Linked DNA regions of Homo sapiens: region 2 is linked to region 1. A link is an interaction called in ENCODE POLR2A ChIA-PET data of the cell type or tissue named here. Cell type or tissue: OCI-LY7. All regions are shown on one strand. Links, peaks and the distances in the headings refer to the core of each region. The heading gives the core; the rest is flanking DNA.

What was found. ChIA-PET counts read pairs that join two places held together with the same protein. Peaks named below come from ENCODE experiments on the same cell type or tissue, not always from the same donor. Only the 100,000 strongest peaks of a DNase experiment are listed, where the experiment ranks them.
Region 2: POLR2A ChIA-PET joins it to region 1 with 7 read pairs; 2 of 35 experiments call an interaction of 5 or more read pairs at or near these places.

What each region holds. Positions count from the first base shown.
Region 1 is chr7:22,991,061-23,006,428 of GRCh38, forward strand. It overlaps HYCC1 (hyccin PI4KA lipid kinase complex subunit 1), which reads right to left. Exons shown (of 11, transcript NM_032581.4): 2 at 1-79. The coding sequence starts at 51. Among named protein-coding and RNA genes, the nearest start is that of HYCC1, 15 kb to the right of the region's middle. RefSeq lists an enhancer at 1,909-1,988. In OCI-LY7, for the core only: no CTCF peak of the experiment used is centred there; a DNase peak (open chromatin) is centred at 2,171; H3K4me3 peaks cover 1,937 bases; H3K27ac peaks cover 4,000 bases.
Region 2 is chr7:22,767,587-22,784,046 of GRCh38, forward strand. It overlaps the pseudogene RPS26P32. Among named protein-coding and RNA genes, the nearest start is that of TOMM7, 47 kb to the right of the region's middle. RefSeq lists an enhancer at 14,458-14,958. In OCI-LY7, for the core only: no CTCF peak of the experiment used is centred there; no DNase peak of the experiment used is centred there.

The sequences.
Region 1 (15,368 bases), core at 1-4,000:
CTTAAACTCTGACAACCATTCCTCCACAACCCCTTTCTCTGAAGTAAACATTTTTCCACATCTGTTCTAAACCTTCAACCTGAAAATTAACATAGAAAAATGTTAACGTTTTGAATATATTTTATTTAGTCAGATTACTATGAACAGAGATAATCCTATAAAGTTTTTACTTCATATTTGTGAAATGAGTTTCAAACATAAATTACTAAATTCATTTCAAAACCAATGTGCACAAACAAGCCTTAAAATGCAAGAATTTTGACAAAAGTATAAATATCATAACATGATGAAATTGGCTCTCCAATTTTCATTTAGTTTTCAGGAATGCCAGCTGCAAAACATATTGGACATTTTTCCCTAGTTTCAATAAAATAATTTCAAAAAGATCATTTATCTTAAAAGAAAGCAGAAAATATTTCAAAATTGTGAAAATATAAGAAGACACGCATCCAAAATTGACTTTATAGAAAGCATTAAAGTAATTTAATTTGCTTATATTTCAGTTCTTTACAACAGTAACTAGGCAAGCCATGTGGTTTCTTGAAAGTGTAATGTTCATTTTTTAAAAAGTAAAAGTGACAATATTCAAAATGACCATATTTGACAACAGTGATGCAGAAGACTGGGATTTACTTAAGTATAAATTTAAAGAAGTAAGCTAAAGGAAATGCAGAACAGTTTTATCTCAAGCAAAATGTTTGTCAAAATACAACGTATTTTTCTTTACCTATCCATTTGTATGGGAGTAGACTTGGAAACTATTTCCTGACGGAAAACTTGAGCTCTATCTGAATTTCCTAACTTCCAAATTCAGTCACAAATCCTTCATTAAGCTACTTAATTTTCATCAGCATTATAAGGTAGTAGAAACTTAGGTAGAGTAGCCAGAAATGAATTCTGATTCTATTACTTACTTGGGTAAGATATATTTGCCTTACTTTTTTTTAATCTGCAAAATAGGGATAATGACAGTACCTATTTGCAAGGAGTTATTGTGAGGAGTACATTTTAAAATGCAAATAAAAGCAGTTATTTCCATTCCTGGCAACAAACTATTATCACTATGCAATATTATTATTATTATTAATTCTTATAAACTCTGCTCAGCTGTCTACGAAAGTATCCAGATATGCCTTAATGAACAACGCAGGTTCTTGTCAAAGAATACATTCTAAGGTTCCTGCTGTCTAATTCTCATAAAAAAACATGATTAAAACATTTTTTGGTCATTCATTCATTCATTCACTCATAAAAGATTACTTGGGTAATACGCATTTTATTTTTAAAATAAAAAATATTTCTCCTTGGATCAAGTCAGACTAACAGAAAACCACATATATGTACTGTATTATTGATTTTATAGAACTGTCTGTTTGGAGAAACTGGGCTTTGAAATTATGTCCAAAATGTTACCAAAGCACTGCTAGATGACATTTATCCTCCTTAAAAGCCAACAGAGTCTAGAAAATTCACATCTTAAGTTTTCAGTACTAGGAAAATCTCTCCTTTGGAGTAACTTGTTTGTTTTTATATTATGAATACTGTGAGTTTCATAACCAATTCTCTTTGTCTTACTGTTATTTTCTGTCTGCCTGTATCTACTTTTTTTATGTTGTTATGTATATTTGTAAAGCAAAGCCAATATAAATGCACAAAAGTTTTCTTTTGTATGAATTCCATTGTTTAATAAATTAGGACAGAAAGTTATCACAAATGGAACCACACTACATCAAGTTACATAGAAATGGGGAGGTAAAATTTTTACAAAAATTCAAAATAACTCTCCAGTTAAAATTAAGGTTAATTTTTCAAAAATTAAAAGAAATCAAGAGGAATATACAAGGAACCAAGAACAGTCAAGGGCTGTCTTGAAGAACAACAGAACTGTGGGACCTGGACTTCCAACAGCAAAGCTTAGTATAAAACTTACCAAAAACTATAGTAATTAAGCCAGTGGTGGCACTGTCAGAAGAATAGAAAACAACCAATGGAACAGAATAGAGTGGCCAGAAACAGACCCACACATATATGGTCACCTGATTTATGACAAAAATGACACTGAAATTCAGTGAGGAAAGGATGCTCTTTATAATAAATGGGGCTAGGTTATTTGGATAGCTACATGGGGAGGACAAAAAGAACCATGACCCTAGAGATCATGCTGTATGCAAAAATAAAAACAGTTTCAGTTGGACCACAGATCTAATTGTGAACAGTAAACCATAAGGCTTTTAGAAGAAAATGCAAGAGAGTACTTTCATAATCTTAGGCTAGGCAAAGGTTTCTTAAACAAGAGGCACAAAAGCACTAATCACAAGGAGGGGAAAAGGATAAACTGGACTTCCTTGAAAGTAAGAATTTCTACTCACCAAAAGATACCACTAGGAGAATGAAAAGGCAAAGCCATAGGGTGGCAGATGATATCTGCAATTCATATACATGGCAAAAGTCTCATATCCAGAATATATAAGGAACTCATAAATTATTAAGAAAAAAGGTAGACAATCCTATAGGAAATCAAGACCATCACTTACTCAAATGGAAACTTAGCACATGAAACGTGCTCAACTTTGTTAGTCATCAGGGAAATGTCAGTTAAAACCCACAGTGAAATACACCATACAAACACACACACACACACACACATACACACACACACGTACGCATGTGTAGCTAAAATGAAAGATCACACCAAGTGTTGAAAAAGATATGGAGCAATCAATATTCAGACACAGCTAATGTGAATGCAAATTGGTACAATATCTTGGAAAACTCTTTAGCAATATCCTCTAAACTTGAGGATATATACATATACTCTACGAACCCAGAAATTCTACCCATGTTAATACTCAACAGAAATGAGGACATATGTTCTCTGAAAGCTATGTTCAGAAAATGTTCATCTGAGCAATAGGCTTTTGTTTTTGTTTTGTTTTTAGAGACAGAGTCTCACTCTGTTACCCGGGCTAGAGTGTAATGGCGCTACCACAGCTCACTGTAGCCTCAAATTCCTGGGCTCAAGGGGTCCTCCCACCTCAGCCTCTCAAGTAGCTGAGACTACAGGAGTGTACCACATGCTTGGCTACAGCAGGTATTTTTTAATAGTCAAAAACTAGAAACAAACCAAATGTCCATCAGTAGTTGAACGAATAAATTACAGTATACTGTACAATATCTGAAATTCTATACAACAAAATATAACTTTTAATGAATAAACTATATCTGTGTTACAGTGTTGGATAAAAGAATGCAGGAAAACAGAGTACATACTATATAATTACATTTATGTAAATTTCAAGAACAGATAAAACGAATCCATTTGTGTTAGAAGTTGGGATAGTGGCTGCTCTTGAGGGGCCTATCTTGTCGGTTCTGATAACAGTCTGTTTCTTGATCTAGGTGCTGGTTACTCAAGTGTATACATTTGGTGAAAATTTGCCAAGCTAAACATTTCATAAACTGTACATTTTTCTGTATGTATATTATACATTAGTAACACCAGTCAGCCCTGGGTCTCTTATCTTCCACTTGATAGAGATCAAATGGGAGCCCTCATTGTATAGCTGAGCTCACATGGACACTCACTTGTTTAGCACGCATGCAAGCTCAGAATAAAATTGTTCCTCCCCAAACTTCTCTGTCTCCTGCAGAACTCAAAAGGGAGTCTATGACATGCCTCCCTATCCTGAAACTTTCACAGTCTCACCACCACTGTCTGCTTTAGGTCCACCAGGACTAAAGTCTTTATTCCCTTCATCTCTGTTTATGTCCAGCACCACAAGAAGCTACAGACACCTAGATGACACTCATCTCACACACTAGTCATCATAACTCTTTGTACATCTTCTGTTTTGCTCCCATCTCCCATCCCATCCTAATTCTGGAAGGACGATATACTTCCATGGGTCCTCTGGAATTTACAGTCTATTACCAGCAAAATCCTCTACATCTTCAACAGTTCTTCAAATGTTGCTTTCTTCTTTTCATGAGACACTAGTTTCCCTGCATGCAAGCTTACCAAATAGTGATTGCATTTCCTCACACATCCCTGAAACAAACCACTGGGCTTAGAGGTAAAGTAGGTGTTCTCCTTTCTTCTTATTACCACTCAAGATCATTCTCTTCCTCCTTCAACCATCCACCCAAAGCTGCTTTGAAACTCTATCACCATCATCTATCAATCAATCCACCCCACGCCCTTGCCCTGCTCGGTCCCTCCCCTTCATTTCTGGATGATCTTAGCTCCTAGCTCACTGTCATGCTTTCAAACAACTCCTGCTTAAATCTTGGTGATTTTTTTTCTTACCTGAAGTCTAAATTCCTAGAAGTCTTAATTCCTAGAATTCTCCTCCTACAATATTTTCTTCCTATCTGCCTCAGCTACTCAATCCTACGATCAAAGTCTATGATCATAGCCTAGACCACCTGTTTTCAAACATTTGGGTTAGGGACTCTTTATACTCTTAAATATTAAGCCAACCTGAAAGAACACCCAATGGCCAAAGCTGGAACAATCCAAGCAACAGAACAAGTAATGTAGTACTGCATTATAACCCAAAGTATAAAATAAACATACATGAGGCCATACTCATATAAATAAATGATTAAATAAATAAGAGAATAGGAGATAAAGTTTCCTTACGGAAGAATTCCCAGTAACAGATGTAGACACTATCTCTTCCAGGAGGTAGAGCTTAGTCCTTGCTCCCCCATTGAGAGTGCACTGGACATAGCTATTCACTTGCAAAAAAAGAGAGTACGGAAAGAGGAAAAGAGTAACTGTATAGTGGTGAAACCGGGCAAGCACTGCCTTGATCTAAGCTAACATCAACACGACGTCATGTGAATATCAAGTACCATTCAAAATGATTACAGACATGAGCCACCGTGCCTGGCCCCTGGTAAGTTCCTTTTAACTATAAAAGTAAGAATATCTTTAGAAGAGAAAGTATGGCTGGGTGCGGTGGCTCACGCCTGTAATCCCAGCACTTTGGGAGGCTGAGGCAGGAGGATCACTTGAGGTTAGGAGTTTGAGAAAGACTGGCCAACACAGTGAAACCCCTCTGTACTAAAAATACAAAAATTAGCCAGGCATGGTGGCATGTGCAGGTGATCCCAGGTACTTGGGAGGCTGAGATAGAAGAATCACTTGAACCCGGGAGGCAGAGGTTTCAGTGAGCCAGGATCAGACCACTGCACTCCAGCCTGGATGACAAAGTGAGACTCCGTCTCAAAAAAAAAAAAAAAAGAAGCAAAAATATACAAACATTAAAAATGAATCCTGAAATATCAATGCATTATGTAGGAAAGAGAATAATGGAATTCTATAAAGTATAGGATAATTTTTTTATTTCAACTTTTATTTTAGATTCAGGAGGTACATGTGCAGGTTTGTTACATGGGTATACTGTGTGATGGTGAGGTTTGGAGTACTATTGTAGGATAAGTATTTAAAGAAATAAAAAATTAAAAAGCCAACAGTGTTTACTAGCTGACATAAGCTTTTCTTTGTCCTTACCACGTACAGTACAATTGTTAAAAAAAAAAAAAAAAAAAAAAAAAAATTCTTTCCATTAGCCCTGGGCTTCAAGATGAGTAACAGTTCTGACTAAAGGTATCAGTAAAGCTTAGATAGGACAAAAAGCAAACTGGCCACAAAATGATTTAAAAACTGTTTCTCTCTACCAGCAAGCAGCAAGAGGCTCTCTACAAGTTGCTAACCCACCCCCACATTTCATATATAATATGTAACCTATTAACATCTATGCCAAAGACTTGACTATATAACTCTGCAAGCTTTATAAATCTAATTAGACATCTCTAGTAATATTCAAAATATACTTGCATTTGTAAAAACTTTATTCTTCTCAAAGATAAAAGAGACAATTAAAATACATGTTTCCTGCTGTGTAACTAACTTCCTATTTTTGCCAAACATGTTCCGGAGCAGAATATTTAAAATTACATTAGAAGGCTTGCTAGGAGTCTATGTAGTATTTCACTAGCCCAATAAGTCTGTATAACATTAATTTTTTATATTTTCAATGTACAATAAAACCTTTCTAAGTCAAATGTCTTATTCTTCAATTCCCACATTATGTTATTAATAACAATTACCAAAATTTATCTTTTAGTGTTGTCATCAGAGACATATAACATTTTAATTATTTTATAAGAATATTTTAAAAGTATTTGTAACTTTCACTGTAAAACTCTAAAAATTTCCTTATTCCTATCTTTTACATCATCCCCTTCACCATTAAGCACTAACGACAAACTACTATAAAACTTTTTATAACCATTTGTTTTATATATCATTATGAAGCTTAAGTTTCTATAAATTTATAGAGCAACCAAATTTCTATAAATGGATTGTGACACATCACGAAATTTTAAACTTCTCTCCTATGCAATGAGGCCATTGCTGTAGTTAAATTAAGCGCTACCAGAAGATTATCAAGAATTCCTGGGTGAATTTCAGGAAAACAGAATGGAGAGAAATGTTCAGATTATGTTACAGAATAAAATTAATTTAATTTTAGGATTTTGCTGCTTAGAAACTGACCAATCAATTGTGAAGGAGGACAGTATATGTGCTGTTGCTTAAAAAGAAGTGTTGATGCCTCACTGCCTACCTAGGTCATCAAGTAAATAAAGCTGCCTCTCAAGGCACCAGGAGAAGTAATATAATTCATAGTAAGAGAGGTTTGGGAAGTCTTTCCAAAGGCCTATTACTTAGGCCTATTTTCCCCAAAAATCACAAAACAAGTGTCTGATTATCAAGAATAGAACATAGGTTTTTACTCTATAAAATGGTTTTTGGCTAAACCATCTTTTGCCTACCCCAAGGACAAATAAGATCATGTTGGGATATCAGTGTGCTGTGGCAACCAGCCCAGTGTGTTTCTGTTGGAAAAGCTAGAACAATTAGAAGGTAAGAAGTTCTTTCTTCTCATTTCCCATTTCTATCTTCCTGTTCTTCTCAGATCCTCCATGACTTCAGACAAGATCAGGCACGTTCAAGGTGGTATGGTCATAGACAAGATCCTCCAGGACTTCAGAAGAACATTTTTTCCAGGGAAAGGATATCTGATTTGGACTCTAATAAGAGAAGTTAGGAAGAACTATTTTTTAATAACCATGTTGACCAAAAGAATGCAGCAAACAGAATGCTATGAAACTTCTGAGGCCAACAGTTACTGCTCTTGGATTTCTATTGCAAATATTCTCCCTCTTTTTTGAGCCAGCATTCAAATAGCCTTGACTAAGATCATGTACAATTTATTAACAATTTAGATTTCTTTTAGATAAGAGCAGACAGAATGGTGAGATCTCTGGGAACTATGGCACTACGATGAGCACTTCTTATTGACATTAACATAGCACATGACTCAGTGGTTCAACATTTTTTAAAATTTTTTTCAAATAAAAATTATATAACATAATTTTTAAGTTTTAAACTGTATTAGTAACTACAGGCAAATTTCAGTCCAGATACTATAAGCATAAGTAACATACAGCAAGTATCTAATAAATATTTATTGAATAGAAGAATAAATTTCACCCTTTATAATGCCCGTCAAATTTACCATCTGCTCTCCATCTCCACAGCAACGCCCTGAGTCTGGGCCCTTATTTCCTCTGCATCTGCTGATCACACAGCCTTCTGGCTCCTGATTTCTTCCCTTTTCCAGTGCACCATGCATGTTGCTGCCATATAATCTTGCTGAAACTTCTTTTCTCCTGAACACACCATGACATCAGACCTCACAAATCTTCTACATCAAACTTTCCCTAAAATATGGTCATAATTTACCTATCCAAATTTTACTTAACACTATTCTCCAAAATAATCCATGCCACTCCAGGCTCCATGTCTTTGCCTATGCTTCTCTTCTCTACCTTCCTTTCACTCCTCAGCTTTTACACCCTACCTAGGAAAAACTTGGGGCTCTTATTAATGAAATGCATGCATTGGCAAGGTAAGCTGCCAGGAGAGAACTGGCACTGCATCTGTGAACCAAAACAGCATCATCTGATTATTTTAAAGACTGATTGATGCAGATAATCTTGACTTAGAAAACCTCTTATTAGAATGTTATAAGAAATCTTAAAAGTCCATTAATATGTTATGTATTTCACTAAATATAAAAATATCACAAACAAATTATTTTACATTTAATATTGGGTAAAAATCTACAAGAGCAGTTATTGCTGAAATAAAGCTTTCCAAAATGTTTGCACCACCTTTTACAAAATATAATTACAGCACATACTAAGTGATTCAAGTATTACCTCAGTGAATCAAACTTCAGTAAGCCCTGATAACTAACATACAAATGATAAAGTTTATGTTAACAGATTTTAAGAGATCAGTGTAAAAGTGCTGAACTATAATAATTACCTCAATCACATTCATTAACATGATTATCACACAATTGCATATTAAATAACATGGTGATTAGAAATGCTTTCTACATATTCACTGAACAGGATGTCAAGTCGACAGCCCGTTCATATAATTTATCCAGACAGTAGGCTGGGCAGAGTCAGAGTAAGAGCAAAGAAACAGAAGTAGCAAAAACAAACATAGAATGGGAGGTCGTATATGCAAAAAGTCAATACTAGTATATGTTCAAATTGCAACATTAATAATTCAGCAAGCCCTTGATTGCCTGCTGAGTATAATGCAAAGTGTTTCTATTAGTTTGCACCATTAGCAAAAGAATAGTAAAATATGATCTGTGTCCTCAAGGCAATTGTAATCCAGATGGCAAAGGAAAAGCAGGGAATAGACGAGAGGAAAATAAGTCAAGGTAGCACCTTACATTTTCTAGACGAATAATTGCAAGGGCCATCATGAGAAAATTATCAGAAATACACAAAATCAACAATGAAAAGTTTAAAACAAGGGTTCTGCTCACTATGCAACTATAAAAGATTATAAAAATTCCACCAAGAAAGAAAATAAAACATACACAAAAACTATCAACACCTAGGGAGAAAACCGATCTCCCATCCCTGCTAATATTTTTCTTTACGGGAGATTTTTTTAAATGGCCACACTTAAATCTTTTCCACATAATTAAAATAAATAATCATCCTTCTCACTGCTGCTATCCCACTCTTCAAAAGAAAATACTGTTAACTTTATATTATTTCAAACTTTTTTCTACACATATGCTATATAATCAGCAGTTCTGAAAACTCTCTACTCTTAAAAATATTGAGCAGTATATCTAAACCAAAACAAAATATATCTCCTCAACCAAGAAAAAGATATCAACCAAATAATATATTTATATAGATAGGTACCTATCTATATCTATATAGATATCTGCTCAACCAAACAAAATATATCTGCTCTATCAAAACATGTACATATGTATATATACACATATACACATACATGTATACATAGTCCATTTATATTTTGATTTTAACATAAAAATACAATCACATTCTACCAAAACTTGATTATTTTTCACCTAATATATCATGGACATTTTTTAAAAATATGTGGTACACTATTACTATTATATTTACGACCTTCAACAAACGATCTCTCCTGTTATTTAGTCCTTTGTATAGTCCTCCTCCACATCAATGCTGGAATTGGCAAAGTGACATGTTTTTGCCAGTGGAATTTAGCAAGGTGCTGCAAGGAGAGACTTAATAAGAGCTTCCACCTAGGGCCTGTCCTCTTGAATAATCCCTCTTAGAAGGCAACCACCATGCTACAAGAGCTGAGGGATAGACATCTGCATAAGAAGCCACATGAAGACAGACCTCGGAGGACAGCAGAAAAAAAAGGCTTTCCTTGTGAAAATTTAACTAACTACTTGACAAAGTTAAAGAAGTTTTTTTTTTTTTTATCAAAGGACTTTTCAGAGCCTTTAATATGCTAAATCTGTATTATTAATCTCTAAGAAAAGCATTTGGAATGAAATATTTTCCTAAATGTATTTGACCATGGGATCCTTTGCTGTCCATACACAACTGGCATCATTGGGAATATGGTCTGGAAAACACTCAATGTGACCAAATGTGTCATACATAGCAATGGTAGATGTCCATAGATAATGTTGTGATAATGACTAACATTCCTCAAGCACTTATGTTTCTGGCACTATGCTAAGCGATTTATTGGAATTTTAATTGAATTCTCATAGCCATCCTAGCTGGTAAATTAACATAACCTCTATTTCACAAAAAAGAAAGCTAACACTTAAAGAAGTAACTTGCCCAAGATCACACACTACCAAAGTGGTTAAGTTAGGGTTAGAACCCATGCAGCCCAATTCCAAAGACCCCATTCTAATCACCATGCTATCAGCAATCCCTACCCATGGCACCTAAAACAGTTCAAAACCTTTCCCTTGTCTCATAAATAATTTACTCTGGTTTACTCTTTTCTTCTTCCTAATATTTTCATTCTAAATTGAAAAGTAGGATATTTTCATTTTAAAATAAATTGCTAGGGAAAAGTAAATTATTCAGATGATTGTGTTTGGCAGCCAGGTTGAGAACTATAGGGTAGTAAAAGAACATGGTAGGGTACTGGAGAAAAAGTATTCAATTTACTTAGACCCAGCTCTGCCACTTGCTAGCATGTGGTTGCAGTATTTTTCTCAGTTGGAATGAAGGAAAAGAAAAAAGATGAGAAAAATCTATCAACTGGTATTTACCACAGTGCCTACATACTGGTAACAAGAGTGATCCAAAAACATGGGTGTGACTGAAGTTGAAATGCCAAAATTAGACCAAAATTCTTATTTGCCCCTAAGTCAGAGGTTTTCTGTTTGGTTTTGGTTTCCTTTGCTTTATGGCAAACATTTTTTTTTTTTAATTCTGGGGCTGAGACCTTTGTTCAGTTCTCTAATTTAGTTTACCCTACTTTCAGAACTCTGGGAAAACTGCCTCCAAACGATGAAAGAGCAAATGTTTTGCTTTTGTATATGTTTGAAATTTTCTCTTCACAAAGCATCTCAAAGCACTATAAAAATTGACTGAACACAGCACTACTTGATATACAACTCAATTAAAATTGTCAAGAAGAAATAATGGTAAAAATTGTATATATATATATATATATATATATATATATATATATATACATATAGTTTGCGGCTACAGCATGTAATGAAAAATGCTGAAAAACCACTGTGGCAACTCAGTATGACTAGTTGATGATCAAAGGGTACAGCAACTACCACAGCAATGGGCATGTAAAAGATATACTGTTTTGCCCCTGTTGACTATAACACAAGTAAAATAATGTGACTAAGATTATACACAAGCAATTAGCTCAAATCAACATCATATTAAAAAGTATTTTATTTAGTCTTCCCCTTCCATTTTCTACCATGAAGAAGCAACCAGGGAGAGGCTCTTGAACACCTAGGAACACAAATACCCTGTAAACACTTTCTCCTTGCCAAACTAAACAAATTCAATTAAATTAAGGAATTAGCCAGTTGCTTGCCATTGGCTGTATTGGGAAAGGTGAAGGAGGAGGCAAATAGTTATTACTTTCTTCATTAAGCTATCCAAATTTTTCTCTTCCATGTTTTACCTAGGGGAAGTATATAAATTTTTGAGGCTTTGACATTAGCCTTGGCAAACTATTTCTTGGGAACAGGCAAATTAAGGGTATTTGAGATTTTGCTACATCCAAGTATAAAAGCCACCTATATTTGTTTGCTAGGGCTGCCGTAACAAAGTACCACAGACTGGGTGGCTTAAACAACAGAAATTTATTTTCTCACAGTTCTCTAGGCTAGGAGTCTAAGATCAAGATTCAGGAGGGTTGGTTCCTTTTTAGAGCTCTGAGAGAATAGTTTCAGGTCACTCCCTATGGCTTATAGATGGCGGTCTTCTCCCTATGTCTTCACATTGTCCTCCTTCTATACAGCCTATCCAAATTTCCTGTTCTTACAAGGACACCAATCATACTGAATTAGGACCCATCCTAATTACCTCATTTTAACTTAACTGCCTCTCTAAAGACCCTATTTCCAAATGATGCTACATTCTGAGGTACTGGGGGTTAGGCCTTCAACTTATGAATTTTGGATGGGACACAATGCAGCCCATAATACCACTAAAGCTGCAGTAAGCTAGGGTTCAGCAACCAGCCTGGCTCTTTTTTTTTCTTATATTAAGGTGGTTAAATATCATCCATTTATTCATAAACTATTAAATGCCAACTATGTCCTAGATACTAGATTTACAAAAATGAATACGACATAGCTGACTTAGGGGATTCACAGTCTATTAGGAGAGACAAATAAACCTAAAACAGCAGAAATGAGTGTGCCTTAAGTCCTTTTAAAACAAATCAAGGTAAATCAGAATATAAACAATAAAATAAAATAAATAAATGCTATGAGAAAAAATGAGGAGGAATGTAAAAGAAAGCCCAATGTAAACATTATCTTTCAATCATTTTGCTATCAATAACCCCTCTTTCCTCTCTCCCAAACATAACAGCATATGGAAATATGGTTTCCAAAGCACAGCTCTACTTTGATTCCTTAAAGTTCTTTGCATTCTAAGTGCTTTCCTTTTTACAATGTTGGGGACAAAGAAAGACAGAAATGTTAAGAGAATCAAATTCCAACTAAGTTGGGAGTTAATGTCTTAGAGGGAGTCGCTGCCCTTTAATATGTTGGAATGAGACTTTCAGCCTTTAATGAGGTCTGCCAATAGAGGCTCAGATGTTCAACAGAAAATAGTAGGGCAAAGAGGGAAGTGCAATGAGAAAATGTAAGTAAACACAGTTAATGGTGGTAATGTGTGCTAATAGGGCCATAATAATAAAAACAACAGATCTTGACTGTACAAAATTCTATTTGATTCTCCCCAATCAGAAACTATGTGGATATTATGAATATAGTTGTTTTTCTTGGTTTAAAAACATTATAGTAACCAAAGCAGAAATAAATAGTTCAGTATGACCATGCTGATTCATATTAACTGGGCTAAGAGTCAATTTGTTTTAGCAGAGGCTGAAATATAAAATTATTTTTAAGATAAAGTTTTCAATAATACTGTCTTATACTAGTATAGCAGAATGTAACCTAGACGTTGTTTTGTAGCTGAATGTGAGGCTAAAATTAGCAGAGCAAAAATTTCTATCTTGGTTCCTCCCAAAGTAATTGAAAGTCCTATAAGATTGTTTAATCCCTAAAGTATTTTAAGCATTTCTTTTTCAATTACACATTGTTTTTGAAGAAAGGGTTTATTATAGAAAAACCAAACATCTGCTTAGACCCTTTCACCAATAACTAATTCCTGATTGATGAAACCTAAATTCAGTAAATCACACTGTATTACAATAAATTCTTTGGAGCTCTATAATCTGGTGACATGGAGAGCATCTGCTTTAATTACCATCTTGTGACTAGCTCAATATGATTTCCATGAAGAGGCTGGCCTTTCTGAGGTGCAACCTAAAATTGTATGACATATTTGATGTTCTCATAGTGAAAACAAAAAGTTTTAGTCTTATTTTTCTTTACATGCTTTTTCTTGGCCTGTCCTTCCTTTCCTCTCAACCCATCATTATCATGGGTAAAAAAAAAATCTCATCTCCAAATAACAGCAATTGTTAAAAATTAGATATTATAAGTATAGTAGGGAAGCTTACTAGAAGGATTCCCTTTATAAAAACATTTTAAATAAAAATATAGTCAACACAAATTACAGCAAGCATAATTAGGATTTCTCTTCTACTGCTTTTTTTGTTTCGTTTTGTTTTTGAGAGGGAGTCTCACTGTGTCGCTCAGGCTGGAGTGCAATGGTGCAATCTTGGCTCACTGCAACCAGTGCCTCCCGGGTTCAAGCGATTCTCCTGCCTCAGCCTCCTGAGTAGCTGGGACTACAAGCACGTGCCACCATGCCCGGCTAATTTTTTGTATTTTTAGTAGAGACAGGGTTTCACCGTGTTAGTCAGGATGGTCTCGATCTCCTGACCTCGCGATCCGCCCGCCTTGGCCTCCCAAAGTGCTGGGATTAAAGGTGAAAGCCACGGCGCCCGGCCTCTTCTACTACTTTCTACAAGCAGAGGAATCCCACCTATATTCCTCTTATAAGCCCCCAGTGTTTTAATATAGCTCAATAAATAAAGGAAGCAACATGGCATAATGAAAAGAATGCTGACTCTGGAGTCCAAAAAACCCGGGCCAATTTTCAACAAGTTACTTAAACTTTCTAAGTCCCAGTTTCCTCAACTGTGAATGATAGATAATAACATCTGTCTTTTAGGGATGTTTTAAGGATTAAAAATAATGCAAATAAAGCACTGGCAAACAAAAGGTACTCAATGAATGATACCTCTAAGTATCACTAACAAAATATTAATCATTTGGACAATTGAGAATGTATTTTATGATCTTATAGTTCTGAAAAGAGGGGGCACAGGAGTAAGGCTTCATCAGATTCTAATGCCCTAGTTACTCCATCCTTATTTACTCTTCACTGATTAACTTTCTGATTTAGTAGCTTAATCTACTACCAGCACTTCCAGCTGCTCACCATCAATTTATTCCTTAACCCCTTTTACAGTATAAATTTGGGTCTCATCATCTACTCTCCATGACCTTATAAATGACAACTCTATCAGCTCTTTCTCTATGGTGGTTGTTCTTCTGTAACCTGAAGCAAGAGTCTTCCTTTCTGAAACTCTACTTCTTGACCTCACTGACTTGAATATTCTGGTTCTACCACCCATGTAACCATTCTTCCAATTTTCTATATTTCTCCAACAATCTATTTGATTTACACATTTTTATCTTCCCTTCTTCCCCCATCCATTTCTATAATATTTTCACCTTCCTCTCCATTTCCCTATCAGGACTCACTTGAAGTTTCATGATTTTCCAAAACAGTCTCTCCCTTTTCTTAACTACTAATGTGTACACTGCTGCGGGGGCTATTTGTCACCTTGTCCACTACTGTGACATATACTGATTAACAAATCAGCAGGAACCTTGAAATTTAGAACAAAAGAGCATGCATGTGTCTGGCAGGTTTAAGAGGGTCAGATTGTCCCCATAGGAAGGGAATGGGGAGTGCAGTCTGGGTGTGCTGATTATAACCAAAACCCTAACTGAATTAATTAAATGTTAATTTATATTTAAAGGGAGGGAACAGAAGAGTTCAAAAAGATAAATATAGAGTTTATGACTGCTTTCCCAATTTAAGCACTTTTTTTTTTCTTTGAGATGGAGTCTCGCTCTGTGGCCCAGGCTGGAGTGCAGTGGCACAATCTTGGCTCACTGCAAGCTCTGCCTCCCAGGTTCATGCCATTCTCCCGCCTCAGCCTCCCAAGTAGCTGCGACTACAGGCGCCTGCCACCACACCTG
Region 2 (16,460 bases), core at 6,948-10,947, 220 kb before region 1:
GGGGACAAATAGATGATTCTGCATGCTTCAAAGAGGAAAAAACAAACAGGTCACATAGAAAGAAAAAAACAGGAATCAAATGGCCTTAGACTTCTCAAAACAGCATTAAAAGCAAGAATACTGGAAGAATGAGAAACAATGGAGCAGACAGTGATTTCTTAAATATAATACCAAAGATATAAGCAGCAAAAGAAAAAAACAGAAAAAGTGAACTTCATGAAAATTTAAAGATTTTATGCATAAAAAGATACTACCAAGAAAGAAAAACGGCAATCTATGGAATAGGAGGAAATATTTGCAAATTATATATCTGATAAAAGATTCATACCCAGAATACATAGAGAACCCCTGAAACTCAATAACAAAAAACAAGCTGATTCAAAAATGGGCAAAGGATTTGAACAGACATTTCTCCAAAGAAGATATACAAATGGCTAGTAAGTACATGAAAAGGTGCTCAACATAACCAATCACTAGGGAAATGCAAATCAAAGTTACAATGAGATTCCACCCCACGCCCATTAGAATGGCTACTATTAAATAAAAAATAAAAACAGTCCAGTCATGGTGGCTCATGCCTGAAATCCCAGCATGATCCCTGCCTTTGGGAGGCCAAGGCAGGCGGATCACTTGAGGTCAGGAGTGCGAGATCAGCCTGGCCAACATGGTGAAACCCCACCTCTACTAAAAATACAAAAATCAGCAGGGCATGGTGGCGTATGCCTGTAGTGCTAGCTACTGCAGAGGCTGAGGCATGAGAATCACTTGAACCGAGGAGGCGGAGGTTGCAGTGAGCTAAGATGGTGCCACTGCACTCCATCCTGGGCAAGAGAGAGAGACTTCATCTCAAGAACAAAAAACAAACAAACAAAAACAAGTGTTGGTGAAGACGTAGAGAAATTGGAACCCCTGTGCGCTATTGGCAAGATTGTAAAATGGTACAGCTGCTGTGGAAGACAGTGTGGTAGTTCCTCAAAAACTAAAAGTAGAATTACCTTGATCCAGCGATTTCACTTCACAGTATATAGTCAAAAATATGTGATATGGTTTGGCCCTGTGTCCCCACCCAAATCTCATCTGGAATTGTAATCCCCTTGAGGGAGGGACCTGGTGGGAGGTGACTGGATCATGGGGGCGGTTTCCCATGATCATGCCTTTCTCATGATAGTGAGTTCTCACGAGATCTGATGGTTTTAAAAGTGACAGTTTTTCCTGAGCTCCCTCTCTCTCTCTCCTGCTGCCATGTAAGACATACTTTGCCTCCCCTTCACCTTCTGCCATAACTGTAAGTTTCCTGAGGCCTTCCCAGCCATGTGGAACTGTGAGTCAACTAAACCTCTTTTATTTATAAATTACCCAGTCTTAGGTAGTATATTTATAGCATGTGAAAACAGAACAATACAGGATGAAAAACAAGATTATAAAAAAGACAAGAAATAATAAATGCTAGCAAGGGTGTGTAGAAAAGGAAACCCTAGTACTCTGGTGGAAATGTAGACTGGTGTAGCCATTATGGAAAACAGTATGGAGAGTCCTTAAAAATTAAAAATAGAGCTACCATATGGCCCAGCAATCCCTCTTCTGGGTATATACCCAAAGGAGGTGAAGTCACCACCTCCTGAAGATATCTGCACTCCCACGTTCATTGCAGCACTATTCACGATAGCCAAGATATGGAATCAAACTTAGTGTTCATCAATGAATGAATGAGTAAAGAAAATGTGAGAGTTATATAGATATATTTACAATGGGATATTATTCAGCCTTAAAACATGAGATCCTGTCATCTGCCACAATAGGAGGTGGACCTAGAGGACATTAGGCTAAGCAAAATAAGCCAGACACAGAAAGAAAAATATTGCTTCATCTCACTTATGTGTAGAATCTTAAATTTTTTTTAAAAAAACGGTCAAACATATAGAGAAAGAGAATAAAACAGAAAATAGTAACTACCAGGGCAGGGGGTGCGTGGGGAATGGGGAACTGTAAGTCAAAGGCTACAAAGTGGCAATCACAGATGAAGAAGTGTAGAGATCTAATGTACAACATGAGGACTCTAATAAAATCGTATTAGGAATTTTTGTTAAATAAGTAGACTTTAGCTGCTCTTGCTCCAAAAAAGTAACTGTGTGACATTAGATATGTTAATTTGCCTCTCTATAATAACCATTTTATTATCTATATGTATCCCATAACATCAAGTTGTCAACCTCAAATATACACAATAAAATTTACTTGAAAGAAATAAAACTTTATTACAAAAAAAAAAAAAGAATTGAAACGGTGTCTTTGAGGAGGTGGAGAAGTGGTTGCAATTTTATTTTTTAAATTGTTTAATATTATTTTCATTGACAAATCATAATTGTATTATATTTATGGAGTATAATGTGATGTTTTGACATATATATACAATGGGAATGATTACATCAAGCTAATTAACACATCCATCACCTCATTTACTTAACATTTTTTGTGGTGATACAATTGAAACTTACTCTTTTAGTTATTTTGAAATATACGTTATTATTGACTACAGTCACCCTGCTGTGCAATAGATCTCAAAACTTATTCTTTCTGTGCAGCCAAAACTTTGTACTTTTTGACAAAACTCCCCATTCCATTGCTCCCCAGTGCTCTCCCAAGCCTCTGGTAATCATCATTTCTACTCTCTACATCTATGAATTCAACTTTTTTAGATTTCACATATAAGTGAGATCATGTGGTATTTGTCTTTCTGTGTGTGGAGATATCCCTCCAACATATTGATTTCAATTCCTTTGAATATATCCCAGAACTGGGATTATTAGATCATATGGCAGTTCTGTTTTTAGTTTTTTAGGGATGAAAACAGAGTCTTGAACATTTGTACACACATGTTCGTAGTAGCATTATTCGCAATAGCTAAAACATGGAAGCAACCCAAGTGTCCACTGAGGGATGAATAGGCAAAATGCAGCATAGACATACAATGGAATATTATTCATCCTTAAAACGAAGGAAATTCTGACCTATGCTATAACATGGATGAAACTTGATGACATTATGCTAAGTGAAATAAGCCAAATGTTGACAAATAAGCAAAAAAAAAAAAAAAACAAATATTATATGATTGCAATTTTTTTTTTTTTTTTTTTTGAGATGTAGTCTCTCTCTCTTGCCCAGGCTGGAGTGCAGTGGTATGATCTTGGCTCACTGCAACCTCCACCTCCTGAGTTCAAGCGTTTCTCCTGCCTCAGCCTCCCAAGTAGCTGGGATTACAGGCACACACCACCACACCCTGCTAATTTTTGTATTTTTAGTAGAGATGGGGTTTCACCATATTGGCCAGGCTGGTCTCGAACTCCTGACCTCATGATCCGCCCGTCTCGGCCTCCCGAAGCGCTGGGATTACAGGTGTGAGCTACTGTGCCCAGCCTATGATTGCAATTCTATGAGGTAGAGTAGTGAAAATGATAGCAACAGAAAGTAGAACGGTGGGGATGGGAGCAGTGGCTCACACCTGTAAACCTGACACTTTGGGAGGCCAAGGCAGGAGCAGCATTGCTTGAGTCCAGGAGTTTGAGACCAGCCTGGGCAACATAGAGATTCCATCTCTACAAAAAATAAAAATAAAAATAAATTAGACAGGCATGGTGGCATGCACCTCTATTCCTAGCTACTTGAGAGGCTGAGGTGAGAGAATTGCTTGAGCCTGAGAGGTTGAGGCCACAGTGAGCCATGATCACACCACTGTACTCCTGCCTGGGTGACAGAGCAAGATCCCATCAGGAAGAAGAAAAGGAAAGGAAAGGAGAGGAAAGGAAAGGAAAATGGAAAGGAAAAAGGAAAGGAAAAGTAGAATGATGATTGCCAGGGGATGGGGAGAAAAGGGAATGAGGGGTTGTTGTTTAATGTGTACAGAGTTTCAGTTTTACAAGATGAAAAGAGTTATGGAGATGGACAGTGGTGATAGTTGCACATTATGAATGTAGGTAATACCACACTGAACTATACACTTAAAATCATTAAGATACTAAATTTATGTGATATGTATTTTATCACAATAAAAAAATTGCGGAAATTTTTTGAAGGGATGGAGCAATGGCATGTCAACAGTTCTCAATTCATCCAAGCAATTAATCAAGTGTGAAGACAGAATGAACACATTTTTAGACATTCCAGGACTCCAAAAATGTACATCTCATGCATTCTTTTGGAAGTAAGTACTGCATTTGGGCTTCACCAAAACAAGAAAATAAGCCAAGGAAAAGGAAGACATGGAGTAGAGGAAAGAGGAGAGAATTGAAGGTAATCTCAAGGTGGAACGATGAGGGGGGTTTCTGGGTAATACCGGTGTATCAGGTTTAGAGGACAACAGTCCAGACTGAAGCAGTGTGACCAAAAGGCAGCTGTGCTGGGGAGCTGTTATCCCTTGGACGCCTACTGCCTTTGAAACAGAGGACAGAATGCCCAGATAAGCCAGCTTATATTGTTATCTATATTCAGCCTAACTTGACCATAGGCTGGTTAACAGCACTCCTGCCTTCCTCTTCATGCCCTACAACCTAGAAAAACTGAAGATAAGTAGAATGTGCGCTTTCACCCAATATTTCTCAATAATTAGCATGCATCAAAATCACTGGAGGGCTTGTTTAAACACAGATTGTGGGGCCCCAATCTAAGAGGAAATCACACCTTCTAGACAAGTGTCTTTAGTTACACAATGAAAATATTCCGAGACTTGATGAACCACTTAAACCAACTTGCTTGTTTTTATATATTTTATCTCTACTATGAATATTTTGTTTTCATTATATGAGTGGAATAGATTAATTCCACTTTATAATTTACAATAGTGTACAGCATTAGCTAGGTGAATAATCAGTTTTCAGATGTTAAGATGTATTGATATATTCACGTGATTCACAAATTAACCATAACTAAATAATAAGTCGCAAGTCAACAGTTGGCACAGTGATCCTTAGTAATTTAGCATTTGAGCAGTTTAGATGTCTTGATCTAAGAAACACATTCTCCAAGCCCTGGAGTCTCCAGTCTTCACTGACCAGGGATTAAGAGACTTGTGTACATTAAAACCCCCACTCCACCCCCTCACACCAATTTAAATATTGGTCAAGCCCTTTTAAAAAACAGATGGCAAAATAAACTTCACTGGACATTTTTGCTCAAAGAAGACACACTTTTTCTTAATGTAGTGATAGTTGTTGACTAAATGATGACAATGGGAATGATTCCAAAGAGAAAAAGGTCAAAAGAGTTTGTACCTGTTTTTCTCAAAATATGATCCCTCAAATGCTGGGTTCGTTTGATTTTGTAGCTGTAAGTTATGGTCAAGTGCTAAACCCCCGGGTGTTATTTGTAGAAGCTAGGGAAGTAATGGAACCACCTAAACGCTGAAACCTAAGTGGTGTTTGAATTAAAAAAACATAAGTTCAAAACCACAAATCATTATTTCCCTTATAACTGTGTTTAGTTATGATGGAAAAGGACAAAATGTGCATGTACAGCAATTTCCATATTAATCAAGTGTATGTATACATATTATGTGCAGTTTTCTATCTTTTTCCTATATGAGGTTGTTCTGATTATTTTTATTAAAATATAATTTTATGCCTATAATCTAATAAAATAAACGGGCTTTTATTTTGTATGTTTTCTTTTCATTTAATTTTTCTAGCAATTTATTTTTATTGTCTTTTGCAAAAGAATTAGTCTGTGATGGAGTGGAAATTACAAAAAAAAAAAAAGCTAACCACAGTAATTTGAGAAACACTGATCCAGCTCACTCAAGCATGGTATATATATATTAGGTTTAACCAGATGAAACTGCCAATAATCTACCATTTTGACTTTCAAATGGCAGATGTAATATATGGATGTTTATTTTACGATTAGTCTTTAAAGACCAATTTCAAATAGTGGATATAACAAAGCCTCTGTTCTGACATGTATACACTTTGATCCTAGATAAGCCCCTACACTCTTTTTTTTTAAGTACAATGTCCATTTTATTTTTCTCCAGAGAATAGTCTGTCTTCAGTCTTTAAGAACTCAGCTCCTTACATGGGCTTTGGTGGGGGACGTGCGGCAGCACCCGCAGGTCTAAATCGGGGTGGGGGTGTTCGGTCCTTGCGGGCTTCACGAGATCGATTCCTGACTACTTTGCTGTGAATTACACAACTCACACAGTAATGTAGCTTCACACACAGCTTGGGAAGCACATAGGCATCGAAGACGCTCGCTTCAGAAATGTCCCTGACTGCTGCAGCCTCCACTATGTTTCGAATGACGAATTTCTTAATGGCGTTGTCCTTGGGCACGCATCGGGCACAGTTAGTGCAGCGAATAGGCTGCACGTGGCCGCGGCCCTTTTTGGCACGAACGTTGTTCCTTCTTTTCTTTGTCATCTTGGAGGCATGGACCGGAGAGAGCGATAAGCCCCTACACTCTTATTCTGGACCTATTTACTCCTGTGTTACATACAACCATCTAAGGCTTGGTTTGGTTTCTCCAGGATTCAACAAAATTGGAAATGGAAACAAGAGTTGCTACAGGTAAACTCACTGGCAACAGCATGAAATATCAAGTGGAGGAGACAGAAAAACTACAAAAAGTTGAAAATAGCTATCTGTGGCTATTTAATGATGGGGCAAATACCTTGCTATTTCTCAATAGACCCTAGAAACATCACTGTACCCACTTATATTTAAAGTCCTGAGTAATCAATAAAACAACAATTTGTATTGGTTACATTGATGGGGGAGTATATAACACATTTCTGATTCAAAATGCCGAATACACAGTTTTCGAGTTTAAAGAAGTAAATCCTCAGTTCTCCAAAGAATTCATCCATCTGGACAATTTTAGTCCCAAGTGAATCATTTCTACATGACAGCAGAACACAAAATTGATAGGATTCAGATATTATAATTAGACAGACTAAGCATTAAGACACACACACACACACACACACACACACACACACACATGCACGCACATATACTTTCCCACAGAAATCCTTGGGTATAACATTAATCACAATCAGCAGTTTTCCTTCTATTCAAATTCAGCTTCCAGGAAGATCAAAGCTGTTAAACTAACAAGGCTCTGAATAATTGCCTCGCTAGGACCTAGTTAAACCTGATTGAGACAGTCAGACCTTAGCTGTCATGTGTCCATCCATTTGTATCCCCCTTAATATGTCCTTGATATGAGAAGACATGATGGTATAGTTTGATATAATTTAAAAGAATATTACAATGTGTTGGGGATATCAATTACACCCAAGACCCCTGTAACCGTCCATACAATATCTTCCTTGGATGGCCAGTTGAGAGCAGCTCCTCTACCCATGTCCCAGCTAGGTGTACAGATGCTATTGGCCTGGAGCCAGGCCATTCTGGATGCCACATAAGGAAGAATGGGATAGGTCAGGGGACAAGATTGGAGGGGTAGATTGCAGTTAAGTAACTGCTGTAAACTCAGGAAAGAGACCATAGTTGACTCAAATAACACAGGTTTGAACTGCAAAGTTCTGCTTACATGTGGATTTTTTCAACAAATGTATTAGAAAAGATTTTGGAGATTTACAATAATTTGAAAAAAACTCACAAACCCGCAGTTGAGAAATATTTTAAAAATTAAGAAAAAGGTATGTCTTGAAGGCATAGAACATGTAGTTATCAATCTATTTTACCATTTACTACCATAAAATATACACGAATCTACCATAAAAGGTTAAAATTAATCAAAACACATGCAAACACTTATTCACAGTCAAGACAAATGTAACCAAATATAAAGATGTAGTATTAAATCATAACTACATGAAATTAAGTGTAGTAATACTATACTATTGTAATAATTTTGTAGCCACCTCCTGCTGCTACTGCAGTGAGCTCAAGTGTCACAAGTATATGCTTAACACCATGTAACACTAATTATCTCTGAGTGAACATTTCATCTTTCCAGTAAATTGTGTGTCACAGTAAAAAGTGACCTCTTCTGGTTCATCATGCTTAAGTGTAACACCATTTACCTTAATAACACCAGGGGACCCATACAAAGTGCCACTAGTAAATAATGCTGGAAATGCTCCCAAAAAGCAGAAAAAAAGTCATAACATTACAAGAAAAAGTTGAATTGCTTGATATGCACCATAGATTGAGATCTGCAACTCCAGTTGTCTGCCAATTCAAGATAAATAAATCCAGCGTAAGGACCATTGTAAAACAAGAAAAGGAAATTCGTGAAGCTGTCAATGCAGCTATGCCACTAGGTGCAAAAATTTTGCACTTTTTCCAAAACACCTTTCTGTCTCGTATTGAAAATGCATCTTTTACCAGACATAGTGGCTCACACCTGTAATCCCAGCACTTCAGGAGGCCAAGGCAGGCGAGACCATCCTGGCCAATATGGTGAAACCCCGTCTCTACTAAAAATACAAAAAATTAGCTGGGTGTGGTGGTGTGCACCTGTAGTCCCAGCTACTCAGGAGGCTGAGGCAGAAGAATTGCTTGAACCTGGGAGGCGGCAGTTGCAGTGAGCCTAGATGGCACCACTGCACTCCAGCCTGGCAACAGAGTGAGACTCTGTCTTTAAAATAAAGAAAATGCAGTTTTTATGCGGGGCAGGATTGCTATAAGAAAGGCACATCTATGGGCTCGAATATAATTAGAGAAAAAGTAAAGTCATTAAATCACAACTTAAAGGGAAAATGAAGGATATAAAACTGGAGAATTTAATGTCAGCAAAGGATGGTTTTATAATTTTAGAAAGAGGTTTTGCTTTAAAAATGTCAAGATAACAGGAGAAGCAACTTCTGCTGACCAAGAGGTGAGTTCCCTTATGCCATTAAGAAAATCATGGAGGAGGAAGGTTATCTGCCTGAACAGATTTTTAATGTAGATGAAAGTGCCCTGTTCTGGAAAAAAAAAAAAAAGAAATGCCACAAAGGATATTTATTAGTAAAGAAAAGAAGTGAGCTCCAGGATTTAAGGCAGAAAGAGAGAGGGTAACTCTACCGTTTTGTGCAAATGCAGTCAGGTTTATGACCAGGATTGCTCTTAACTAAAAAGCTGCTAACCCCTGAGATTTGATGAGAAAATATAAATACCAACTATAAGTATTTTGGTTATACAACAAAAAGGCCTGAACAACAAGAACACTTTTTCTGGATTTGTTCTATTGATGCTTTGTCTCTGAAGTCAGGAAGTACCTTGCCAATAAGGGGTTGCCTTTTAAAGTTCTTTTGATATTGGACAATGCCCCTGGCCACCCAGAACCCCAAAAGTTCAACATTAAAGGCCTTGAGATGGTCTACTTGCCCCCAAACACAAGGTCTCTAATTCAGCCACTAGATCAGGGGGTCATAAAGACCTTCAAGCTCATTACATAGTGCAATCTCTAGAAAGAATTGTCAACATTATGAAAGCGAACCTGATAGAACATTATGAAAGCCTGGAAGGACTACACCATTGAAGATGCCATCATTGTTATAGAAAAAGTCATGAAAGCCATCAAGCCCAAAACAATACACTCCTGCTGGAGAAAACCGTCCAGAGGTTGTACATGACGTCACAGGATTAACAACAGAGCCAATCAAGGAAATCATGAAAGAAACTGGATATGGCAAAAACAGTGGGGTGGAGGGGGTGGGTGATGAAGAGCTTCAAGATAGCAATCATGGAAATATTTAAGAGCAAATAGACACCACACTAGAGAAATTAACAGAAGATGGTTTGATGGAGACGAGTGCTTCTGAACCAGTGCCAGAGGATGAGGAAGATGTAGAAGCAGTGCCAGGAAACAAACTGACATTAGACAATCTGGCAGAAGGGTTCTGATTATTCAAGACTGCTTTGGACTACTTTTAAGACATGGACTCTGCTATGTTACAGGCACTAAAACAGAAGCAAACAGTGGAAGAAGGATCGGTACCATATAGAAACATTTTAAAATAAATGTAAAAGCACAAAAGTCTAACAGAAATTATGATGTATTTCCATAAAGTCACCCCGAGGGTGCCTGCCTCTCCTGCTCCCTCTACCTCTTCCACCTCTGCCACCCCCAAGACAGCAAGACCAACCCCTCCATTTCCTCCTCAGCCTACTCAGCATGAAGACAATGAGGATGAAGGCCTTTAGGGTGATCCACTTCCACTTAATAAATAGTAAGTATATCTTCTCTTCCTTATGATTTTCTTAATAATATTAATCTCTTCTCTAGCTTACTTTATTGTAAGAATACAGTATATAATATATATATAACATACAAAAGATGTGTTAATCTACTGTTTATGTTATTAGTAAGGCTTCTGATTAATAGTAGACTATAAGTAGTTAAGTTTGGGGGAAGTAAAAAGTTGTATGAGGGTTTTTAGACTGTGTGGGGGGATGGCACTCCTAGCCCTCACTTTGTTGAAGGGTCAACTCCATACTGTAATAGTCTAAACTAAGGAAGGGAATAAGAGTGTTCTCAGGAGATAAAACCACAGAGCTTGAGGATTGAATGAAAGAGAAAAGGAGCTAAGGATGACTCCCAAGTTTCTGGCTTAAGCACATGGAAAGATGGTGGAGGCATTCACTGACATTTTGAGAAAATAGATTTAGGGAGAAAATAAGTTTCATTTTTGACATGCTGTTTCTTCTTCTTTTTTTTTTTTTTTTTTTTTTTGAGACAGAGTCTCGCTGTATTGTCTCCAGGCTGGAGTGCAGTGGCTCAATCATGGCTCACTGCAAGCTCCGCCTCCCAGGTTCACACCATTCTCCTGCCTCAGCCTCCTGAGTAGCTGGGACTACAGGCACCCGCCACCACACCTGGCTAATTTTTTGTATTTTTAGTAGAGATGGGGTTTCACTGTTAGCCAGGATGGTCTCGATCTCCTGACCTTGTGATCTGCCTGCCTTGGCCTCCCAAAGTGCTGGGATTACAGGCGTGAGCCACTGCACCCGGCCCTCTTTCTTAAGATAATTTGTGAGATACCAAAATTAAGATATCCAGAATGGATATTGTTTTCTTACTCAGAAAAGACATAAAAGTTTGAGGAGTATTTAGAATTTCAGTGTTTCACACCTCATTCCTAAGTTATTTTTATATGGTGGAAAGAGCTGATATATACATAGCCTATATTTTGGTACCAAATCTGCTACAAACTAGCTGTATGACTAGAGAGATCACTGAACCTTTCTCAGCTTCTGTTTCTATAAGGAGATAGAAAAACTTGCCCTCCCTTATTCACAGGGTAGGTAATTCAAGTATGAGCATTTTGAAAATGAAAGAGGGAAACCAATGTCTGGAGTTACTATTGTCTCTTTTAAATTAAAAAAAAAAAAAACTAAGCTATTTATTTTCTTTGCTTTCATGAGGATATCATTCCTAAAACAGAAGGAGGCAAGATTAGAAGATTTTTGCACTTTTAAAACAGAGTTTTACACACACCAAAAGTTTTAAAGGAGCAATTTTACTGCAACTATTTTTAAAGAGCTCAGTATCAATTTTAAGAAATTCAGCAACTGACAGGTTTTTAATGAAAAGAATAAACCCTTCTGAGTTCTCATTTTCTGAAAGCTTTTCACGTTTTAAGAATTGAACCACTCAGCACAGGTTTTTCTGTTACCATTTTGAAGATGTTGGAAGTATTAAACATAAAAGCTGTCACTGTTAAAGAAAATACTTTGTAACACAAAAAGAGATGAGAGCATAAATGTTATGTGCGTATGCTTTTAAATCAGAAGTTCTGAGTTCTAATTCTGTCTCCATCAGTTAATAGCTATCTGAATGTAAACATTAAAATTAAACATTATTTAAATATTCTGACCCCCCCCCAGGTTTTTCTAATCTGTGAAATATAAATAATAATTGTATTATCCTCAGGGAGTGGTTAGAAGGATTCAATGAGACAGTATATTCAAAGCACTTAGCACTGTGCAAAAGAGTGTGAGAGTAATTAAATGGTCAAGAAATACATGTAGAGCTGATTGGCCTCCATAGTAATCAAATTAACAGAGTTTTTATTTTGTTGCTAATAACATTCAGTGATGGCAAGGTCAGAGAGAGAGGCATTCTATTCATAAGAGTAAATGGATAAAACTTTTCAGGAAAAAAATTTTGAAATATGCTGGTGAAAGCCTTAAAAATGTTTACACCAGATGCAGTGGCTTGTACCTATAATCTCAGCTACTCAGATGGCTGAGGCAGGAGGATTGCTTGAGCCCAGGAGGTTTAGGTTACATGCACTCCTGTCTGGGTGACAGAGCCAGATCTTGTCTCTTAAAAAAAAAAAAAAGTTACATTCTTTGAGTCGTTCCATTTTTAAGAATCACTTGTTAGAAAATAATCAGATATAGGCCAGGTGTGGTGACTCACTCCTGTAATCCCAGCACTTTGGGAGGCCAAGGCAGTCGGATCACTTGAGGTCAGGAGTTCAAGACCAGCCTGAGGAATATGGCAAAACCCATCTCTACTAAAAATATAAAAATTAGCCGGGTGTGGTGATGTGCATTTGTAATCCCTGTTATTCAGGAGGATGAGGCACAAGAATCACTTGAATCCAGGAGGCGGAGGTTGCAGTGGGCTGAGATTGCACCACCACACTCCAGCCTGGGTGACAGAGCAAGACTCTGTATCAAAAAAAAAAAGAAAGAAAGAAAGAAAGAAAAGAATCAGATATAAAGATGCAGAATTACATGTAAAAATCAGAAACTACCTAAATGTTTAAGTCCAGAAAAATGGCTTAATAAATTATGGTACATCACCTTCTGAACTGATGCACTGAGATTCAGAGAAGGGCACGTCATCCCTGTGGTATCCTTACCAAAAATGCATAACCTGAATTTAATCATGAGAAAATGTCAAGCAAACTCAAATTGAAGAACATTCTACAAAATAAATTGAGGTAATAAAAGACAAATAAAAATGAAGGAACTATCCCCAAATGGGGAAAACTAAGGAAACACTACAACTGAATGCATGACATGGTCCTCGATATTAGTGGAACAATTCATGAAATGTGGGTGAGGTCTGAAGATTAAAATATTGTATCACAGTTAATTTTCTGGTTTTGATCATTGTACATGATTATGCAAGATGTTAACATTTGCAAAAGCTGGCTGAAAAGTATACTAAAAATCTTTGTGCTGTTTTTGCAACTTTGGGTAAGACAAATTATTTCAAGATGAATATTTCTAAAATAGAAAAATTAAATAATGGCACATTCACACAGTGATTATGCAGCCATTTAAAAGGTTTGTAATTATTCTGAATGACACTGGAAAATGTTCACTACATAGCATTATTGGGAGAAAAAAAACAAAAGCCAGTTCACACACTGAAAACTAAAGCCCAGAATGAATCCACTAAAATCTTGAGAGGACATTTCTAAGTAGAAGATTACAGATGCTATGTTCTTAATTAATTTTTTAGTTTCATATTTCCCAATTTTTTCTACCATGAGCATTCACCACTTTTAAAATTGGGGGGAGGATGTTATTTTTAAACACACATCATGATTTTGCATCAAAAAAATTCATTTAGACATATTTCTTCTCCTTGGTTTTAATAAAGAACATTTTTTCAATGCTTTGAGTTTTCAAAACTATGATTTTGATAAGCCAACAATGAGCCTTAGCTTAAGTGAGTTTCTTAATTTGGCATCAGTAACCAAAAATGCTTAATGGTTTCCCTAACTACTTGGAAATGAATTCTTGGCACTATGTCTTCTTAAGTTCTGTGGGTCTCATGTTGAAACAGTTGCTTCATTTCCACTAAATAATTGGAACTATTCCCTGGGTCATCAGAGAAGCTCAAACCTATGCGCATCTGAATCTCAGTCAACAACAGAAGGAAGAGGAACCTAATAATTTCTCCTCAGCCTGTCACAAATCAAGAGAAGAATGCATTTGTGCTGAAGACCGGGAAATTAAAAAGAAAGCAGATTTTGCTGGGAGGCAAGTCAAGGTGGCCACCAGGAATCTTAGACCCCTCGGCTTCAGATGACCATCTTCTGAGTAATCAGGATGTTTAGCAAGGCATACTTGAGGGGGCGTAAAGCATGGCTCCTATCTCAAAATACCTCCTCTGTGAGGTAATGTACGTGACACTGCTGTGCACTTGTGTCTGTTCCTTCCATCCAGGCACTGGCCAAAAAAGCTGTATTTGCTTGGCTCTGGAAGAATTTTTAATTCCAAAATTTATCGCCCCCACTCCTACCATCAAAGTGCAATGTGTCATCTACCAACATTTCACTAAGCAAGTAATTCTAGAACAGAACTGGTTGCAGGCCCACCAGAGGACAAACAATGTGGGGAGCTGGATTCAGAAAGCACTACAGATGGGCACCTTGAAAAGAGAGGTGCAGGACTCCTGCAGCAAGTTCTGCCAAGCCATGGTCCTCTCTGGTGCCATCCTCCTTAGGCGTTCACCACTACCTGCTTGCCAGCATCAGCCTGCCTTCTCAGGGTTATGAGTACATCCCCTCCTCCATGCCATAAGCATTCCCCTAACCCCATGCTGACAAGCTCAATGCCAGGCCCCAGTTCATCTTTCCAGACTTCCAGCTCCCTGCCTCAAAGCCCAATTCCAGCCACAGTTCGGAGCTTTGTACATTGTTGCATCCTTACTTAGCTTTCAACCGCAACTGTATCCCTGCCATCTCTACTTCAATGTTATCTCTGCAGGCCAAACATAACCCACCAGCTGCCAAGGCATGCAGTACCACGCTCAGCCCATCGCTACCCGCCTGGACCCTTGTGGCCTCACCACTTGCCTCCTGAGCCTTCTGTGCCCCTCCCCTGGCCCACCTCCACCATCTGCCTTCTACACTCTGCCTGTCAGGGGCCCAGTCTCCCCACTAGTTTATACCATCTCCCATGTTCTATTTTTATTTGTGCTTGCCCTTGTTCCAGAAAAGACAAGACAACACATACTATAGTCCTACCATGTTTTCTCAGGTGGGCTTCTTAACCCATGTGGCTTCTCATTCTATTTGCCCTATGAAGCACAGGGAATCAAAGACAGCGTTTCTCTGTGACATCAATTCTCGCGCCATCTAAGACAGGTCAACAGTAATGGCAGAGGCCTTCCTCGTAGCAAAGGGAAAACAATAGCAAACCACTGATGTTGAACTACCAGCCAGAAGCCAAGTGAGATATTAAGACAGCAAAGCCACCAGCACCAGGACAGGAGCTCATACCTCTTACCAGATAGATGCTGCTCTCCCACTCCCCCTGCTGGACACCGAGGTCCTGGGGCGATGCTTCCAAAGTCCACAGTCCCCAAATGATCAGACACCCATGTTTGCCCCAAGAGGTGTAGACTAAACGTTAAAGAGAAGCCACACTTGCTAATCTCATATTTAATTATCTTCAATGCCAAATTAGAGAAATGGAGTACCCCTCAGTGGAAAAAGGTAGGTGCTACTTGTTAGGCAGACTGGCTGTGAGCCCCCATTCTGTCACAATCTAGTTAGGGTATTAGGAAAGTTGTTCCAAGTGTCCCTGGGCCTTAGTTTCCCCACCTGTAAAGCACAGGTGACACTACCCTCCCCATATGGTTGATATGAAGATTAAATGAGATAAATTGCAGGCATCCAATTGTTATTGTCCACACCGATTGGCAACTAAGCTCTTGGCACACAATCTCTTGGCACCCCAGTGGCTTCATCTATGTAATTCCAATAATACCTGCTCAGCCTACCTGTGAGACTTGGCTGGGGCAGATGAGAGAACAGATGTTTGTCAAAGCACTCTGTAAATCATTAAGTGCTATGCTAATTCATCAATGACAACAACACCTGTCTGGCACTTTGAAGAGACACAGATGACAATGGTAGTTTTGATCTTTGTGGAGATTTGGAAATTTGTGGATGAAATAAGCATGCATGAGAATAACTGTACTTCAAATAGGAGATTGACTGCCATATTAGTAATAAAGAAAAATAATAATAGGAATGAAAAGAAAAGAAAATTTGATTTGCCTGAGGCAGAGGGTCGAGCAAGAATCACAGATGACCTCATGAGTGTCTCATGCTGCAGCAGGTCATAAAGACAAGTAAGATTGCTGTCAGCAGAGATGAGGAGAGGGCCTCCCAGACCCAAGAAAGAGTGAGGGCCACGATGCAGAGGAATGATGGTTCTGGGGATATGAAGAACTCCAGCTTGACCGCACCCTGCGATGAGGTGCCACAGTGGAGAATGGGGTTATGAGGACAGGTTGGGACACCATAGCGTTCTGTGAGATTGAACATGACAGCCAGGCAGTGCAGAGCCATCTAAGCTTTGTGAACAGCATGTCTGAGGAAGTTTACCAAAGACAATGTGAAGGCTGGCATGAGATGGGGAGAACAGGGGCAAATACAGGAAGGAATCATGATTGCCAAAGAGAGATGGGGGCCTGAAGTGATTCAGGATGCACAGGGGAAAGAAGAGATCAAAGGAAGGGACAAATATAAATGGAAGGTATTA